Linked DNA regions of Homo sapiens: region 1 is linked to region 2. A link is a contact called in ENCODE Hi-C data. All regions are on one chromosome and are shown on one strand. Each heading gives the region's core, a stretch centred on a gene start or an enhancer-like site at or near the end of the contact. The rest is flanking DNA. Distances are from core to core; before and after follow the strand shown. Region 1 overlaps PPP1R1C (protein phosphatase 1 regulatory inhibitor subunit 1C). Region 2 overlaps PPP1R1C (protein phosphatase 1 regulatory inhibitor subunit 1C).

The links. Hi-C counts contacts between places; a loop is a spot of excess contacts on that map. Pooled maps may share reads with other maps.
Region 1: a loop to region 2 is called in a map of heart right ventricle, with 5 times the contacts of the local background. The contact joins two enhancer-like sites. A Hi-C loop is called at or near these places in 9 of 168 maps with a recorded cell type or tissue (cardiac septum, gastrocnemius medialis, heart left ventricle and 1 more), 14 of 37 single-sample maps with no recorded cell type and 12 of 50 pooled maps.

Annotation. Positions count from the first base shown.
Region 1 is chr2:182,074,286-182,080,791 of GRCh38, forward strand. The region is part of intron 4 of PPP1R1C (protein phosphatase 1 regulatory inhibitor subunit 1C); the gene reads left to right. Among named protein-coding and RNA genes, the nearest start is that of PPP1R1C, 92 kb to the left of the region's middle. Within about 2 kb of position 3,531, at least 3 of the 41 ENCODE cell types and tissues checked have a DNase peak (open chromatin) inside an H3K27ac peak, as active enhancers do.
Region 2 is chr2:181,986,643-181,992,950 of GRCh38, forward strand. It overlaps PPP1R1C (protein phosphatase 1 regulatory inhibitor subunit 1C), which reads left to right. Exons shown (of 5, transcript NM_001080545.3): 2 at 1,197-1,257. Among named protein-coding and RNA genes, the nearest start is that of PPP1R1C, 3.9 kb to the left of the region's middle. Within about 2 kb of position 5,014, at least 2 of the 41 ENCODE cell types and tissues checked have a DNase peak (open chromatin) inside an H3K27ac peak, as active enhancers do.

The sequences.
Region 1 (6,506 bases), core at 2,281-4,780, 86 kb after region 2:
CCGCCTCAGCCTCCCAAAGTGCTAGGGTTACAGGCGTGAGACACTGCGCCCAGCCAAAAATTCTTCTATGATAAGTTGTATTTGCCTCAGTTTATCTGCTTGTTCCCAGTGCTCTTATTTCTACAAGAATGGACAACTGTTAGCACCAATCTTTCTTTTTCTTTCATGCATTTAGACTTTCTAAGTAGTAGCTATGACTTTGATATGCCAAAATACTCATCATATTTTCTTCCAGAATAGATCAATTGAAATCCTTGTAAAATGTGTTAAAATATAAAAATGTCAAGATAAATTGAGAAATTGGTTCTTAGTGGGGCAAACTTAAGATTACATTCTTCACAAACTTGTCCTGGTCTATAACATTTTCCCTCCTAAAACTTTATATTCTTGCCTGAACTTCAAAAAGGAGCCTGATCTGCAAGATAATTTTAAGAACAGTTTTATTAATTCCTTTCTCAATAGGCTGTCATGACAAAATACCCAACACCTCAGTTGTGGCAGAACTAGATGCACTCTTTCTGTTGAGTGTTTTCTGTGGGACAGTAAAGATACCAGCAATGCTGTCAAACAGTATACAAATATTTATTAAACTTGTACTCTGTGCAACATTCTGAGATCTGTGTTACTTTAAACAAATTAACTACCAAATTCTAAACACCCTAGGTCAGATTTTGAGGAAGGTTTACAGTTTTGGATTTTTCATTAAGAGAAAAAATACCAAGCAGGATAAGAATGTTCAAAGGTTAGAATTTCAGGAAATTGCTATGTGCACAATATAAAAATTATGTGATAAGCATTGAATTTATGATCTGTATTCTACATTGCATCCTTTCTGGTATAATTACCAATGGGAGCTATGTTGTACTTTCATTATCCTTGGTAGGTATACTGAAGCTATCATTTTATTCTTTTTTATGTATAAATTTGTCACATTTTATTTTCAAAACCAAACTTAAAATGATTTTAATTGACTTCCAACAGGCGATCTTAGGAAAAGATTCTCCCATGCTTTCATCCATGTAATACCCACAAGGCAACTCATTTCCAAATACAGCTAAAGCTAGAATTGTTATAGAGCCTCTGAGAGCTTGAAATGGCTATCATTTGCCTTCTGAATCTGAGGCCATCAGCAGCCTATTACTAAATATTTAATTCTTAAAAGCCAGTTGGTCCTCTTAGACCATGGCAGTCTAAGAACCAATGAAAAGGAAGTAGGAAGTAGAAGTAAGGCACAAGATGGCTGCAGGAGATATGAGAGCAGGCTGCCTGATGAGCAGAGGCAGAAACACATAAAATTTACACACCATCACTGCGTAGGACAAAGATGATCAAAACAATGATTCAGTCACTAAGAAAATAATTACACTATTTCTATTGTAATGCATATTTTAAAAGGCAGGAAAGTGGTTTGAATCCCACTTTTCAAAAGCATTTTTAAATTCTTGTTGACAATTAACTCTATGCACTACTCTATGTCCATTTCAGGTTAAACTATGAAGTCTGAGCATCTCACTTCAAATTTTGGAGTTTCCTTTTGGGTTTCAATTGATAATCTTGAGATGATAAGCTTTGCCTCAACTTACAGTACTTCTGTGAAAAAATATATTTTATGTATCAAAAATTGTCACTGGATGATAATGCTCACATTATGTAAAAATAGGTCTCAAAACATATTTTTGTGTGGCAAAAATAAAAAAATTAAAGTAGTTTAAATGCTTTTTTTAGTATATGCTTATAATGTATTATTTTATCTTTAAGTTTTACATTTAGTCCCACAGCTTATTATGTTGATTTTTGCCTTGAAAAAGTTTACTCTGTGATTGTAGGAATTAGTCTGGATCTTTTAGAACAGTTCTTAATATCTCTAAAGTTATCTATAAATCAAGGATTTTGAACTTTTTTTTTTCTTTTCTTTTTTTTTTTTTTTTTTTTTTTTTTTTTTTTTTTTTTTTTGAGACGGAGTCTCGCTTTGTCTCCTGGCTCACTGCAAGCTCTGCCTCCCAGGTTCACGCCATTCTCCTGCCTCAGCCTCCTGAGTAGCTGGGACTACAGGTGCCCGCTACCACGCCCGACTAATTTTTTTTTTTTGTATGAACTTCTATAATAGAAAAAAGGGACCAAAAGAGAAATCCTCTCCTACTGTCTGTTCATCTTTTTTAAAAATGCAAGCAAGAAGTACTTGTTCCTGCCTTTGATGTTATTGAAGAAATAATATATGTAAAAATCAGGAGAATGGAGGGAAAGAGCATTGGATCTGTGATTTCATACACTGCACTCATTTATGCTTTAAGTCCTGATGGTTAATGAAGTCAATCAGAACCCCCCCACCCCAAACCTCCTAACTCTACCATTATTCCTTGATGTAATTCCCTCTTTGTGCAATAAGTTAATTAGTACTTTTACAATAATTTTCTTCAAAATACTTTTCTATTAATCTTTCTCAATTATGTATGGCTGTAGTATCTTGCTTATGCTATTTTCTTCAACATTTTAATTTTTCTACTATTAACAAACTTAATTGGATTTTAAATAACACATCTGTAAATCCTACCACGAAGAAATATGGAAGAGTGTTGTTTGCCAAAGATTCTTAGCCTATCTGATGTTGATCCCTGTATACTCCTTTGTACCAGTCTTACTCATCCTAAACTTTGTAAAAATAATAATGGAATTAGTTTTTCTTTGGGCCTTTCTTAGAAGATGGTAGGCAGTGTCATTTGATTATTATTAATTAATTTTTTACAGTTACTTGGGCATACAAATGTGTCCTAGACATAATGAAAACTTCTAGTCTACCTTCAAATTTTTAGAAAATTACTACGTGAATACTCATTTGTGTAAATGAAAACGAAAACTCTCTTTTATGACCTCAAAGAACCTCAAAGAATGGCAAAATAGGTTTCAAGTTTCAGATATGTAAACATTGCTACATTAAACTGTTTGTTTTAAAGTAACATAAAATGTCATAAACTTACTTTTTTTGGATTAAGATACATTTTGTGAGAGCTGAACCATGATAAAAAGGAGAAACGCCTGATCGTCTTAATTTTTATGTGAATCGACTTTAATTAACATATAAATGTTTTGAAAAATATCACAGGGCCTCACTGGCAATGTCAAAGCTTTATTTCATTTTATTAAGATTAATTAATTGTTGAATCACCACATGTCCCATGTTTTACTTATAAGGCCAAACCAAAGAATTCTTTGCATCTATATCAGCATCCTTAGCTTTTCAGACAGGCATTTTAATCTCTTCTGATCTCTGAGATAAATATATTTTTTCACGTAATTATGTAATTACTCAATAGACCAGAGCAGATCCCATGGAGCCACTGCAGTGTGTGCTGTATAAATAATGTTCTGTTCTACCCCTGATAATTGGCCAGTAGAGCCTCCTAGGAGAGTTTTTATCCCTTGAATAAACACTACATAGGCAAGGAGGGTTGACTCAGTATTTTCTTCATTGGCAATGAAACAGAAGCACTTCACACTCAGTGCTTATTAGATCATTTTAAAAAGAACACAGTGCTTATGACCCTACAGCTCCCTCTGCTGGTTCACAAAGTTTAAAAAGTACAAGTAGAAAATAATGTTTAAGAAGTGGAACCCTTGCCGGGCGTGGTGGCTCACGCCTGTAATGCCAACCCTTTGGGAGGCCAAGGAGGACGGCTTGAGATCAGGAGTTTGAGACCAGTCTGGCTAACATGGTAAAACCCCTATCTCTACTTGAAAATGCAAAAAAATTAGCCGGGTGTGTGGCGCACACCTGTTGTCCCAGCTACTCCGGAGTCTGAGGCAGGAGAATCGCTTGAGCCCGGGTGGCAGAGGCTGCAGTGAGCTGAGACCGTGCCACTGCACTCCAGCCTGGGTGAAAAGAACCTGAGCCCCTTAGGAGAAAAATATGTCATTTTTGGTATGAAATGGGGTTAAACTAAGGGAATAAGCAACAGAAAGTCTTCTTATTTTTATGATTATTAAATTGTGAGCCACCTTACTCACCATCTGTCTTTAATCATCCAAGCATATGTATTCCTGTCGTGTCTTACTTTTTGCAGTAAAAAGCAGGCTCTAGATAGAGTAGGCAGGTATTTTTTTCAGGACAACCGTAACCAAAGTGAGCTTCATGAGTCTATCAGCCCCACATTAACAGCTCTATTCCTTCATAAGGCAGATTATTATTCATAGGGGTCCTTAAGGTACCTTTACTCCATATGAAGGAGTGGCAAATGAAAGATGTAAAGAAATGAACATCTTCTTCAGACTGACTAGTTAAAATCCTATGTATCTCATCTTTCTGATATTGATAACCACCTTCATTTGGTACGGGAAAAAATAGCAGAAAGAAGGAGAACTGGAGTAGGAGAAACGTGGGCTTGAATCCCAGCTCTGACAATTCAAATCTGTGTCGTCTTCTTCCAGTTATTTAACCTTTATACTCTTTCTTGTTCACATCTATAATTTGAAGATAACCTCAGAGAGTCATGTGAGTGAAAAATAAAGTAATATATGTATAGTGCCCAATATGTAGCAGGTGTGTTTTAATTGTAGTAAACACTACTCCTGAGAAATCTGGGTTTCTGCCCCAACCAACAGAATGACACAGAGAATGTCAAAGAGAAATCATTTCCCTTCCAAACATTCTGAAAGTATGGCCAGGCAACATACAGTCAATCATATAAAATACATAGTTTTTATTTAAAGAAGTTAATGTGATGTGACTTTTCCATAGTTACACAATCTGCAATCAAATTCTATTTATTTTTTGATATGGAGACAAGATCAGAAATATAGTTGACTCTACAGAATTGTAGGTTCCAGAAACCATTAAATCAGGCTATAAAAGAAGCTATGTAAACACTATATTCTGATGAAGAGGATTTAGATAATGAGTTGTAGAGGTTGTCATAGATTATTACAAATAAATTCACGTCTCTGATAGCTCTCTATTGCTACTTACATAGCAGATGTGTTTATTTTAGTATATTAGGTTTTGACAAGACAGTAAACAATGGTTTTATAATCTAATAGCTAGATAAGGAAAAATGGTTTGAGCCTAATGTCTTACGTATTCTGAACAACAGTTTGCCTTCAGGTAATGCTGCGCTGTGTCTTGTTCCCTATACACAGGTTAGGTCATTCTTTATTATCAGGTAATAAAAAATAATAGAGGAAGTATAAGCAGTGGCTAAGTGCAAAAATCTGAAGCCTGAGAATCTCAGTTTGAATTCTAGTTCCATTTAACTGTCTGACCTTGAGAGAGTGGGTTGGATGCCTCATCTGTGCTTCATTTTCTTTGCTTCTAAAATGGAGGTAATAAAAGTGTGCACTTTGTATCAGTTTTCAAGGACTGCCTTAATAGATTCCCACAAACTTGGTACTTAACACAAAAGAAATGTTTCCTCTCACAGTTGGTGAAGCTAGATGTCTAAAAACCAAGGTATCAGTAGGGCCATGCTCCCACTGAAGGCTGTAGGGAAGATTCCTTCCTTGCCTCTTCCAGTTTCTGGTGGCCCCAGGTGTTCTTCAGCAAGTCCTCAGGTGTTTCTGGGAGTGGAACTCGTTTCTGTCTCACTCTTCCCGTGGCCTGCTCTTCTGTGTCTCTGTGTGTTGTTTCCTCTTCTTGTAAGTACATCAGTTATTGGATTTAGAATATTGGCTACTTCATCCTGTCGAGCCTCATTTTAATTACATCTGCAAAGGCCTTATTTTCAAATAAGGTCACATTCTGATGTTCCAAGTGGACATGAATTTTTGGAGGACACTATTCAACCCAATACATACCTCACTGGTTTTGAGGATTAAATAGGTTGCTATACATAAAGCACTAGAACAATGCCTGTTGCAGAAGTTTTAGTTAAGGTGACTTCTAAAATGCCATGCATAGTTCAAGCCATTTCCAGTTTCACCTAAGTTACAGATTTCCCATTGCATATCTTCTCGACAGCACATCCCCCAATAGTCTGCTCTATCTTAAACTTAAGCCATCTAAAACTGCCTTTATGTTCATCCCCAAACGAAAACCAGGGGATCCTCCAATTCCTGTAAATGGTATCACTATCCCCCATTTGCTCAGATTCAAAGCCTCAACATCATTTATAACGACTTCGTCTTCTTTGTTGCCATAACTAATCAACCTTTTGGTCCTGTAGAGTGGATCTTGAGAGAAGTTCACTTGTTATATTCTCATTTCTCCTTTTCCAGGTCAGGCTTTCTTTAACATTCACCCAGATAAAAAGCAGAGTAATACCGTAACACAATACATCACGTAATACACATTCACACATATTTCAGATAGAAACAGAACTATATTTCCTCTAATTCAGACTATATGTCTATTTAATGACAATGAGAAATATGAAATATCCAGTAAGTTGGCCTTATTTAGTGGCCCTGCATACAAGCTGACTCATTGCAGAAAAGGAGAAGCTTTAAGGGGAAAAAAAAAGGAAAATATTAACTGCTTCTAACCCACAACATTTAAATAAAGCCATTTTAATATGCAT
Region 2 (6,308 bases), core at 3,764-6,263:
TATTATTGTGGACACAAAACAATGATTATAAGTTTATATAATATATTACAGCTAGGATTTGTAGCTTTTTGTACAGTTTTAAAATCGTTTTGTTCAGACATTACAAACAGTGTTTTAACATTTCCTAGATTCTTTGTCCATGTCTAATATTGGTTTACATCTGTATCACCTTTCATATTCAGATTTACTTAGATTCTTGATGCAATGGCATCTCTTAGAACTGCAACTGTGAGGAGGCAAAAGCAAAGAAATTTATGAGGACATCAACCTAATCCATTCATTTCTTAAAACTTAAATTATTCTTGAATCCTTTTCCAAGTATTTGATATAAAGTCTTAAAAATAATTATTTAATCCGTGACTCATAGTGTTTCAGGATGTTTTGAAATCTGAGGTAGATGCACCTAGACTCAGGCCAGATAAATGTATCCTTGAACATGTGTCTATCCATGCTGAATGGGATGTTGCTTCTATCTTGGACAGGATGTCATTGATAAATTTTATTATCTATCCTACTGACACTTACTTTGGGTATTTACCCATAAATGAATATAATAAACAAATAAAGGATATTATATTCAAGGGATTCTGACAATACTATGCTCCTGTAACTCTTAAAATGAAAAAAAAAAACTTTAGAGTTTGTAATAAGTTGCATATTCTCATAAGATCCATATTTATTCTTCATTTGTTTATTTGTTCTAAATATTATACTAGAAAATAAAAAAGTTAACAAAATTAATTGAAATTCAAAGCTTATGCTGTTGATTTAACTCTGGTACCTGCTAGAAATAGGTTTCCAAGCTCTTCCTTATCCTGTTTAAAAATAAGGGTAATGAATCTTGAAAGCACCACCAATGTTATGAGGCTCCAAGCAAGCCACTAACATTATCAGGTCAACCCTGTACCTTCATTGTAAATTAATTTTCTGTTGTATCATTCAGTTGTATATAATTATTTCTTTTCCGTGGAAATGTAGCTTTTTGGTCAAAGAGGGTGATACTTCTATCAGACAGTTCAATTCTGTGGCTTTCTATTATTTCAAAATAAAATTAGTGAGCACCTTCCATGTGTCCTCCAGAAATTTGCTTTTGCATGTGGGGAAAAGATGAGGGTGAGACAGCTTTGCAAGCTGCAGAGTAACCTGGAGCAGTGTCTAATACTCACTGATATTAGCTGGGCTTTTGTCGTTCACAGATCAGGAAAAGAAGACCTACACCAGCATCACTTGTGATTCTCAATGAGCATAACCCCCCAGGTAAAGAAGCATGATGTGTTTCACACTGATGGAACAGAATGGAATTGTTTAAAGAACATCAAAGTACATGTCGTACTGAAAAGTTTCAATTTAGGATTTCACAGTTAGCAATACTCTAGAAAGCTAATCTATAAAATGGATCGTAAACAGAATCAGAAATAAATATTACAGGAATAATCTCAAGCCACAGCCTGTATTTCCTCTAGAATATCATAAGTGATGATATGCTATGAAATATTTTGCTAGCACTGGCTGTCATATGTTCAGGTGTTTGTATGGAACCTGGATTACTGCTTATTAATGAGGCTGGTGGAAAGCTGTTTAATTAGGTTTAAAAGCTCAAATTACAGCCCTAGAGATGCTTATATCTTTACAGAGTAAGTTTTTTATATGGAAAAGGTTGACATGGGGTGGGCAATGACCCAGCGTTGGCTTCAGCTTTGCTGATGACGTCATCTCTGAATAATGCAATTGACAAGTAACCAGATCAATTTTCAGCACTGCCTATTTGAGAGCCATTCTGAATGGCTGAATCCATTTGTTGAGGTTTTATTTTCCATTTCCTGTAAAAATGAAAACCGCATTATTATTCCGGATAAAAGACTATGATCTGTAATCCACAAACATTATTTACTTATTGAAGCGGGGTGATTTTTAGTCTCACATTTAAGTGCTGCTTCTGGATATACAAGTAGGATAGGAAAGGTCATGACATTAATTTGCAACCAGGCAGAACTTGGTGTTGGATTTTTTTGCAGGTATAAACAATAATGGGTGGACAAAAGGAGTTTAAACAGTGGAAACATAATATGTCTAATAATAGACTGTAGCGAGTGATCTAAGAATACCAGGGTGAAATAGTCCTTGACTTTTTCAGACTCTTTTCTAATTAGAGAAACATATAAAAAGAACGTAAACTAATAGGCTATTCATCATTTAGCCCAAATCCAAGAAAATTTTCAGGTGATGGAAAATAAGTAAGCTAATTTATTTCTGTTGAAAATGAATAATTATAATTTGATCCTATAACTTTAGGGTGCCATTGCATTTAAAATTATTTTCAAATATATTATCTCAATAAATCTTAACTTACTTATATTTGGTTAAATAAGAGGTGCAAATGATATGTAATTATAATTCTAAAATAAATACAAGTATAAAGATAAGTCTTCTCGATTTGGGGGTAATTTTATAGCAATTTTCCATCACTGCCTTGCTCATGGTAGCAAACATTTCTGTAATGTCCTAAAACTTTCCTCCCTATGCCTGCCTTAAGGTGTACTGCACAACTTGATTTCCAGGTGTTCTATCTCCTGGAGAGCAGTTTTCAGAGGTCTATAGGCATCATTGCTGTTTGAACATAGTGAAGTCATGTAAGTGACCTTCATCCTCTCATTTGAACTCCCAAAATAGCAGCTACATTCTCTTGAGTGCCAAATATGTGCCATTTGGATGAGGAAAGTGTGTATCAGAGAGGTGAAGTGATTTTTGTGGCTATTCCACTAGAAGTGACGGATTCCAGAGACAAATGCAGGTAATTCTGATACTGAAGCCCATACATTTCCACTGGCACTGGCTTTGAAAATATCAGTTTGCACTACATGGTGAAGGCTTTATAATGTGACTAGTCATTCAGGCCCTATAAACAAGCAAATCCAAACAAAGTAAATCCATTTTCTGGACCACTTATCTTAGTAGATTAAGGAATTGTACTTAAATATCCCTGGGAATAAGATTCAGTTTTTCTCTAGAAACCTTTTTTTTTGTCAGATCTCCCAATTACTAGATGGCATTGTCCCTTTTCTCTAATTGACCTCATACTTCTCTTTGTTTTTTAAGCACCACTGGAGACAAATTAGATGCAAATAGCATCTCACAGAGAACTACTTTATTTTAGTACATCACCTGCCTGCATCTTCCTCCCCCTTTATGGAAACTAGAATAGTCTACAAAGAATTAATCAGCTTTTGGCTGTGTATAGGACTTGGATAAGTGTGCATGGCAACTAGAGATTTTGGACTAGTGATGGATTTTTGTAGTAAAACCCTTAAAAGCTTATAGTTTTCCCAGTAAAAATGATCTAGCACCAAGCTTACTGGGGAAATAACTCTAAAGATAAAACAACAACAACAACAAAGAAACAAACAGCAAAAAAAGAACACTAAACCAAATCAAACTTGGATACTGGTCTTAACTAGCCATGTGATGTGATCTTGGGAAAGGGATATCTCCAAGCTTTCTTTTCTTTCTTTTTTTTTTGAGACAGTCACCCTCTGTCGCCCAGGCTTGAGTGCAGTGGCGCGATCTCAGCTCACTGCAAGCTCCACCTCCGGGGTTCACGCCATTCTCCTGCCTCAGCCTCCCGAGCAGCTGGGACTACAGGCTCCTGCCACCACGCCCGGCTAATTTTTTTGTATTTTTTTTTTAGTAGAGACGGGGTTTCACCGTGTTAGCCGGATGGTCTCGATCTCCTGACCTCGCTATCCGCCCGCCTCGGCCTCCCTAAGGGCTGGGATTACAGGCCTGAGCCACAGCGCCCGGCCTCCAAGCTTTATTTTCTCATCTATAAAATAGGGATCATAGTGTTCTTTCTTTCAACCTCACAGGGTTGTAGTAATGATCAAAAGAGTTACCATGAACATGACTTAAAAATTGCAAAGTGCAACAAAGATTAGGTATCATTAACTGATGTGTTCGGGAATACAATATTTGCATGTGATATTTAAGAACAAAGATATAACAAGAAAAACAGAATCTTCATAATCTCATCTGTTCTAAATATTTCTGCGCGATCCAACAGTTTCTTTTCCACACATTATTTGAACACTCTCTATCAAACAACAAAACAAATAAGAGTAACAACGAAAACACTCATAAGTGTTAAATGACCATTTTTAAGCAACTGTTTCTCCTGTCCCCCAAAAGCAATATGTTGTTTGAAAAACAAAAGCTGGGTGCAGCTTTAAATCCTGGTAAAACTAAACAAATCTCTTCAATTCACTGAAATTGGCCAGGGAATAATTGGCTGTTCTTGGACTCACCTGTCATTAATGCTGTTTAAAATTCAAAACCCTGCAAATCTTTCTTTATTGTCAATTAATAAAGCAAAGAAAATTAAATTCTTCATTATAGAAACATAAGTAATAAAACATTCCAATTCATATGACAAGATCAGTGTACTGCAATCACTGTTAAATGGATTAGACATAGCTTGCTTTTTTTTTTAACCTTTTGAAGTGTTTGCAGGAAGAGTAAATTATAGGAGTATTTGAAAGAATGATTATATATATTCTGTTTATATTTTGTAGAGGAAAAATAGAAAGATATTTCAAGATGTATATTCAGATTTTTTGTTTGCTAGTTCATCTATGCTGGTCTAAACACATAGATGAGATAGGCACCTGATTAGTTGTATTCTAGGGGCAGCATAATGTCCCATCAGTCCCTTTCTGACAAATAACCTAGAACTCTCAGCAGTAGAAGCACTATGTAAACAGATACTTAATCTGTTAAGGATATATCACCCTCTGGCATGGGTTAGTAAATCAGTTTAACTCAAAATAGTGGGAGATGAAACTAAAATTTTTAAATTGAAGGCATGAGTCAGGGAAAGTTTAGTAACAGAGGTGTGTCTTTAGGGTAGAAAAAGCAGAAACAATGTATTTGCTCCTAGGAATAACTCTCAACAGTCAGGTGGCAGCAAAAAGATACTGAAAAACTGAGATAGGGGAAGTAGGGAATCGCCAAAGTTCCCTATATTTCGTCTTTTTCAAATGTTTTCTGGGGCTACCAACATGAGTGACCTTTGTAGCAAACTGCCTCTCTGTATTTTCAGTTCCTCTTCTGATTAAGGGCCTCTTTATGATAAGCTCTCTGAAGCTACACAGGAGAGCATTATTATCTATTCTTATACTGTGTGCTGTTTGCTTTTACTTTTGTATAATCTGTAGTGAACTGGTTTGGTTCCTATATATTTTTTTTTATCTAGAGAGCTGCTTATGTGTAAATCCTCTCTGTAGGGAAATAAATGGCAAAGATACTTTCTGTAATTTATTCCATCACATCTATAGATATTTTAAGTCTACTTAAAAACAAGTAATGTCTTAAGTAGACTTATGAAAAGACTGTATATTTGGCTACCAGCGTTTGAAATCTAGAGTTGGAAAATAATTTCAGAAAATACCTACTTTAACCACACATCTTCATGACAGACATACATAAACCAACCCAAGTCCCTGAGACTCGCTCCATTTTATATACCTCAGAGAAGAATCCATAATTAACCGGGCTTTTCAACTCCAGCTCTGATAATTTCAGATGTTAGAAAATGATTTCTTATACCAAACTTAAATATAAATTCCCCACTTTATTCTAAAATAACTTCATTTGTTCTCTGCAATAAAAAGTCATTTTCTCACCTTTTAAAAAATATGAATGAATGATTATTTTCTTTTATTCTCAATCTCCCTAAGGGCTTTAATAAACTCTATCCGAATTCTCCCTATTGCTCTGCCTTTGAAGCCCAGAGCTGGACACAGTCTTCCAGTAAAAAGCCAGCCTAGACCAGGTCTTCTGAATATTAAAGTTTGTGGCATCCATTGTTTTCCATTTACCGTTAAGCAGAGACAATATGGTTACAGTTATATTTAATGGACCTGACGCCTACTAAACATGAGTGAGCTGTATGAGGCCTGGAGATAAGTGCAGATTTGGGTAAGTACCCAGGAGTTTTGACGTCATTTAAAAGCTCACTGTACATCTAAAAAGTGGAATCCGAAGCATAAGGTAAAATAGTTTTTTGAGTATATTTATTGAACTTCCTATCACAGCCAAATTTTGGGGAAATCGACTTTATCTTTGACCCTTTTAGTGTCAAATATCCTTTGAAATCAAGAATAAAAACAAAGGTTGTTCTCACATGCCTCAGGTTCCCAAAAGTTAGTTAATAGGAGACATAAGAGATATATGATACTAAATATAATACTATCTCCTTTCAAATTTGATAGCAGGCCTGGTCATTAGAGAGAACTGAGATGTGCAATTGCTTTGGC